2 separate regions of the Homo sapiens genome follow, and region 2 is linked to region 1. Evidence: chromatin contacts called from ENCODE Hi-C or POLR2A ChIA-PET data. All regions are on one chromosome and are shown on one strand. The core of a region is the stretch at or near the end of the contact, and the rest is flanking DNA. Distances in the headings are between cores, read along the strand shown.

Region 1 (2,938 bases), core at 321-2,820:
GGCTGTCAAGCAAAGGAGACAAAAATATTATTTTGTATCACTTTAGACCTTTCATTTCTTAACTATTTTTGGGTCATGGACCCTTTTCAGACTGACTAAAGTTTCAGATCCTTTTTGCAGAAAAATCTTGTTTCTAAGTTCACAGTTGGAGCGCTATTGGCCAGGTAGGACTAATGAGAAACAGGTACTGCTTCCTAAGTGATTGTCAGTTCAGCGTAAACAAGGCCTTGCTAACAACAGAAAAGGAGGAACCCGTCAAAATGTAATGAGCTTCCTGTCACTGAAGTGTTCAATCAAAATGTGGCTGGCCTGTCAGGAGTGCTACAGAGGAGATAATAAAATGGATTGGAGGTTGGTCTACAATTTTAAAGCATCCTTTTGTTACAACATTGTGTGGACCTAAATAAGTAATGATTATAATTTTTGTTTAATGGCAAAACAAAATTAAAAACTGAAATTATTCTTCCAGACCATTCTGCTTGAAAGCAGAATGCCTAAATAATGTTATTTGCCATCTATTTATGATAGCCATGTTAGGTGTTTGAAAACAGCCTCATCCAAAGGGAAAAAGGAATAGCCAACTGTTGATCTTGGTTTGATTTATACTTTGTCATAATAAAAGTAGATTCCCTATTCCTCCGAATTCTTATCTAAAAATTTCCCTGAGAGAGCTGCCACATACACTAGATCCTAAAAAGATGGTCTTTGATAAGAACATTTACTAGTTTACAATTTTATGTTAACCTAATTCCCTAAAGGATAGGGGAAGGGCTGGTGTCAGACCAGAGACAAGAGAGACAACTCCAATTGTTCCGCTTTGCTTCTTTGACCCCTTAACTCATGGCTAAAGGATCTTACCCGTCTACTCCTCTTAATTTCTTATTTGCATCATTTCACCTCAATATTCAGCCTCCCACAGCTCCAAAGAGCACGAGAGCTAATACTTTGCTCATGATATGCCATTCAGAGCACAAGCCTGACAGCTTGGCATATCAATGCAATGTTCACGGGCAAATCTCTTACCTGAAAATCTTCACTCACTCTTCAGGTAGGCAGCAGGGTGGAATTGCAACTCATAATGAGATACCTTTCACTGGGAAGCCCAGAACAAAATTGAAGGGGTAGGGGCTAACTCTTCTCGATTAGGGGACGGAGATGTGAGGCTCTATCCACGGCAGCTGGCTGAGAACGGTCTCGTTTAATTAAAGCCTCCTGTAACTCATGGGTTTCTGCCATTGAAAAATCTAAAAGGCACAGCTGACAAGCAAAGACCGACAGACACCCGCCCTTCACCAGTCACCCACCTCCCAGATGTTCACTTACACAACACGTTGCCCGGCAGCTGCGCGCCCATGGCACGTCCGGACAGCCGTGGGGTCCCGGAGGCAGCCTGCGCTCAGGCCCGGGGCGGGTCTCCGAAGCTCCCGGAGCAGCCCTGTCGTGGGAGGGGGGCTTGCTGGCGTCTGGGCGGGCGGCAGCTGAGGCCGGGCGGGGGCAAAGTGCAGTCCAGCTGCCAGGGCAGCGGCGCCGCCTTCTCGCCGGCGCCCGGCTCAGCCAAGTGGCAGCATGTGGAGGACGGGGCGTCCTTCGGCGGCGCCCGGGCTCCCGGCCCCTCCTCCTGCCGTCGCCGCCGCGCCCGCCGCGCGCTCCTCGCGGGTTCGCGGCCCGCACCTGGCCTCCAGATGGCCGCCCAAGGGCGCTCGGCTCCAGGGCGCGCCCTCTGGGAGCGACCCACGAACTTCGGGTGGCAGAGGGTTGCCTCGATACTTCCTCAGGCGCAGGGTCCGAGGCAGGGGCGGGCGGAGCGGAGCTGGGCTGCCAGCCGGTTGGTCTGGGCCACCGCCCTCACGCCCCCCGCAACTACCAAGCAGCTGCCGGCGCCGCAGCGGGAACAGACCCGCAAAGGTCAATGAAAGCAGAAGCCAGCGAGGCATCGCAGAGGTCAATGAAAGTAAGAGCCAGCGAGGCATTTCGCTGGCCCTGCCCCTGGTCTCGGCCCCCTGGGCTGCGAACTCTCCTGAGCTCCGCCCTGGTGAGAGGGGGCGCTGCCCTCCAAGGCCTCTCCCCCGCGGGGCCTGCCTTGGGACAACAGGTGCTGGGCCGGGGCACTGAGCCCGCCTGCAGGGGGCCCCGCAGCCTGGCCGCGGCCTTCCCAGCTAAGGGTTCTGCGCTTGGGCCGGGCAGAGCTGCCAGACCTGCTTTGACCTGAAACCCCACTCTCGCAGAGCTAGGCCAGGGATTCCGCCCTTCCCACCTCGTTTGCACCATGAGTATGCAGAGCAAAAGTGTTGGAAGTACTTAAACATTTAAAGGACATATCCATTTTATACTTTTCCATACAGAAATACTCAAGAACATTTTCCAAGCGTGTTTCTCTTTCAAACAAAGTATCTCTAAAGGCCATTTTCTCACTCTTTAAAGCATTGAATACCACTGCCTCAAAACATGGCCATTATTGAGTTACACTTCCCCGCACAGTCCATGTGATGCCTGCATCTGCCCAGCATGATTTCTAGCAATAGTAAAAGTCCCAAGAGAACTACAAAAGAACCATTATTTTCCTTGTGTTCTACAACGGATTAGTCAATGCGAAATTCATGCTTGAAGGGACCTTAGTGATAATTTTGACTCCACATTACAGATGAGGACACAGAGGCCCAGAGTTCAGCAGTACAACGAAAGAGAGTGGAACTTAAAAAACTAACAATCTATAAACTGAGACTTAGCTCTTTGAAGGTACATTATAGTAAAAAATAAACCTAGATTGCAGAAGAGTTGAGAAGTTTAAGTTACACAAAAATCTATCCCAGAATCTCAGATTTTAAATGAATCAAGCATTCTTATTTTTATCCAGGCTTAAATTAGCTAAGGTTATATACAAACCCAGTGGCCCAGAAATGTAATTTTTCTTCATGCTAGTATGATTAATGGGATTGGA
Region 2 (2,938 bases), core at 196-2,695, 180 kb before region 1:
GCATTTCATCTCTTCGCCTGTGGTCAAGATTTCACTGAAACGATTCTAAATGATTCTCAATATTTTGAAAATTTCATAGAAATTATTTCAATATTTTATAATGCTTTCTGCCATAAAGTTCTATTCTCCCAAATGTAATGGTTAGATTATCATATAAAAGGCAATATAATATTGCAAAGAACACAGACTCTGGAGCCAGTCTGCCTGTGTTCAAAAACTGGCCCTACCATTTACTTGATGTGCAACCTTAGGCAAGTTACTTAACCTCTCTGTGCCTCCCTTTTTTCACCCATTGCATTGTAATAGTAGTTCTTCATCAAATTGTTATAAGAGCTAAATAAGTTAATATATTTAACGACGACTTTAGAATAGTGGCTGGCACATAGCATTTATAAGTGCTGCTAGTATTATTATTTCTACTTATTAATACGGTTTCTCTAGTCAGCTCCAGAAAGAGTCGTAATCATTGTTATATTAACATATAAACATCTTTGTGTGTTTATAACAAAGAACAGTATTTTTCTACTAGAATAAAGGAGACTTTAAGTCTCCAGCTACAATCTCATAACTGAAGAAACCACTAGATAAATGATGAGATCCACAAGGTAGGACTTAACATATCAAGTTAAAAAAAAAACAGGTTACAAAGCAGTGTGCTCTTATTTCTGTTGCAATACATTGTATGTGTCATGTACACACATACACATAGAAGGAAAATGTTATAATATTTATCAAAGCATAGCTGTGGTTTTCTCCAGTGGTGGGACTAAGAGGGTTCTTATTTTTGCTTATTTTCCAGAAAACATGTATTATTTATTAAGAAGAAATTCATTAGTAAGTGGAAGGTTCTATACTGAAGTGTTTATTTCTAGGTATTAGAATTGTGAGTGATTTTTATTTTCTTATTTCATTTTCTGTATTTTAAAGATTTCCTGCAATGAACATTTTATCAATACTGTAATCATGACAAGGAGGAAGAAAATCCAAGATGTTTACTTGAAATCAAGGTGCTAGTATACTGATAGGGGTGAGGAGCAAAAGGCATGCTATTCTATGATGGAGAAAGCCACAGATGCAACTATTTTGCAGTTACCTTGGCTATGACCTTTCTTACCTTGTTCTCCATATTCTGTTTTATAACTTCCTGTACCAGTACATCAGCCAGCGTCTTGAAGTCAACTGCAAACTTCTTGTTCTTTTCTCCCTCTTTCTTTTCTTCGATCAGCAGCTGGAAGAGGGCTTCCTGCTGTCTGCACGCCCGGGCAATGTTAGCAGCCTTCTCAGAGACACAGAGCAGCTCCCGGAGGATATCTGACATTTCTGAACCTTGCTTTTCAGTTGCAGCTGCTGGTGGAATTGGCACCCACCCTCTGGGCCGTCAGCTGGAAAAATACAAGAATGTGAAAGAGAAAGCAGTTCAGAGAGTGATGTCAGGGTGCCTCTGGCACTACTAACAACCCATTTGGCAGTCAACCTGGTCAGCCTGGTGAACAGCTAGTCTATATCATATTCACATCCTCAGTGTGGAAGACTCTAGATACAATCTAACATTTGAAGCTTATTGTTTTAAATCTTGAAAAAAAATTTACACTCTCAAAAATATACCAAGAATTAAATTCTCAGTGACAGAAAAATCTTTGAATGAAAATCTAAATCCCTAGAGAGACAGGCAGATGGACACACAAGCACAATGCTAAAGGCAAGTCAAATTCTTGTAATGACCTTAGAATGATCATATGCTTAGCAGCAATATTGAAGTAGTGCTTTCTTTCACCCTGTGGGAAGAAGGGAGAAGAAATGGATGAGGACTTATGCTGTCAGTTCCAGGGCAACTTTCTTTTTTCTTTCTTTTTTTTTTTTTTTTGAGACGGAGTCTCACTGTGTCACCCAGGCTAGAGTGCAGCTGTGCGATCTCCGCTCACTGCAAGCTCCACCTCCCGGGTTCACGCCATCCTCCTGCCTCAGCCTCCCGAGTAGGTGGGACTACAGGCGCCCACCACCATGCCTGGCTAATTTTTTGTATTTTTAGTAGAGACAGGGTTTCACCGTGTTATCCAGGGCAACTTTTCTAAAGTACTAAGTACCAGACCAGCTAGCACCTTTTTTGCTGTTTTTGTTTTTGAGACAGGGTCTCACTCTGTCACCCAGGCTGGAGTGCAGTGGTGTGAACACAGCTCATTGCAGCCTTGACCTCCTGGGCTCAAGTCATTTTCCCACCTCAGCCTCCTGAGTAGCTGGGACTACAGATGCATGCCACCACGCCAGGCTAATTTTTGTATTTTTTGTGGAGATGGAGTTTTACCATGTTGACCAGGCTAATCTCAAACTCTTGCGCTCAAGTGATCCTCCTACCTCGGCCTCCCAAAGTGCTGGGACTACAGGTGTGAGCCACTGCGCCCAGCCTCAGACCAGCAAGCACTGTGTGTCCTGCAAGGCCCTGAGGTCATTCTTAGGCTAGTAGCACAAGCCATCTCATTGCCAACTTCCTCACACCCCGTTAAAAAAAAGTCCCACTATCTATGCTGCTCCTTTACCCAGTAAACGGTTGAATAATGAGGTGAAACATGCAACTTGTTGAGACTTGAAAAGTTCTGGCTTCTAAGAGTGTTATGCTATCATACCTTGATTATATCTGTTGGGGCTTTCCTGCAATTAGGAGAGAAACAGTTCTCATTTTTAATAATAGCTACCTCTTACTGGAAAAGCTTGAAAAATTCCTATCTCATGAGAATTATTGTATTATCAACCCTGTTTTATAGTTAAGCTGAAGTATAGCAAGGTTAAGTAACTTCTTCAGGGTTACAGAAGGCTAAACTGCAAGGCTTGGCATTGCTCCTGCACACAAGCCCAGGCTATTTATTATCATAATACAGTTTCCTTCATTAAAAGAAATTCCCTTAATAGGCCAGGTATGGTGGCTCACGCCTGTAATCCCAGC

What was found. Hi-C counts contacts between places; a loop is a spot of excess contacts on that map. ChIA-PET counts read pairs that join two places held with the same protein, here RNA polymerase II (POLR2A). Pooled maps may share reads with other maps.
Region 2: a map with no recorded cell type shows a loop between it and region 1 (6-fold over the local background). The contact joins the enhancer-like site here to the promoter of AKAP19 in region 1. A Hi-C loop is called at or near these places in 2 of 168 maps with a recorded cell type or tissue (GM12878 and psoas muscle), 21 of 37 single-sample maps with no recorded cell type and 14 of 50 pooled maps. POLR2A ChIA-PET finds 5 or more read pairs at or near these places in 1 of 52 experiments (HepG2).

What each region holds. Positions count from the first base shown.
Region 1 is chr2:190,179,495-190,182,432 of GRCh38, reverse strand. It overlaps AKAP19 (A-kinase anchoring protein 19), which reads right to left and starts at 1,570. Exons shown (of 2, transcript NM_001042519.2): 1 at 1,324-1,570. RefSeq lists an enhancer at 817-1,616 and silencers at 1,395-1,844, 2,115-2,214.
Region 2 is chr2:190,358,483-190,361,420 of GRCh38, reverse strand. It overlaps INPP1 (inositol polyphosphate-1-phosphatase), which reads right to left. Exons shown (of 7, transcript NM_001128928.2): 3 at 1,115-1,382. The coding sequence starts at 1,318. Among named protein-coding and RNA genes, the nearest start is that of INPP1, 16 kb to the right of the region's middle. RefSeq lists an enhancer at 1,105-1,484. Within about 2 kb of position 1,445, at least 26 of the 41 ENCODE cell types and tissues checked have a DNase peak (open chromatin) inside an H3K27ac peak, as active enhancers do; they include GM12878 and psoas muscle, where a contact is called at or near this core.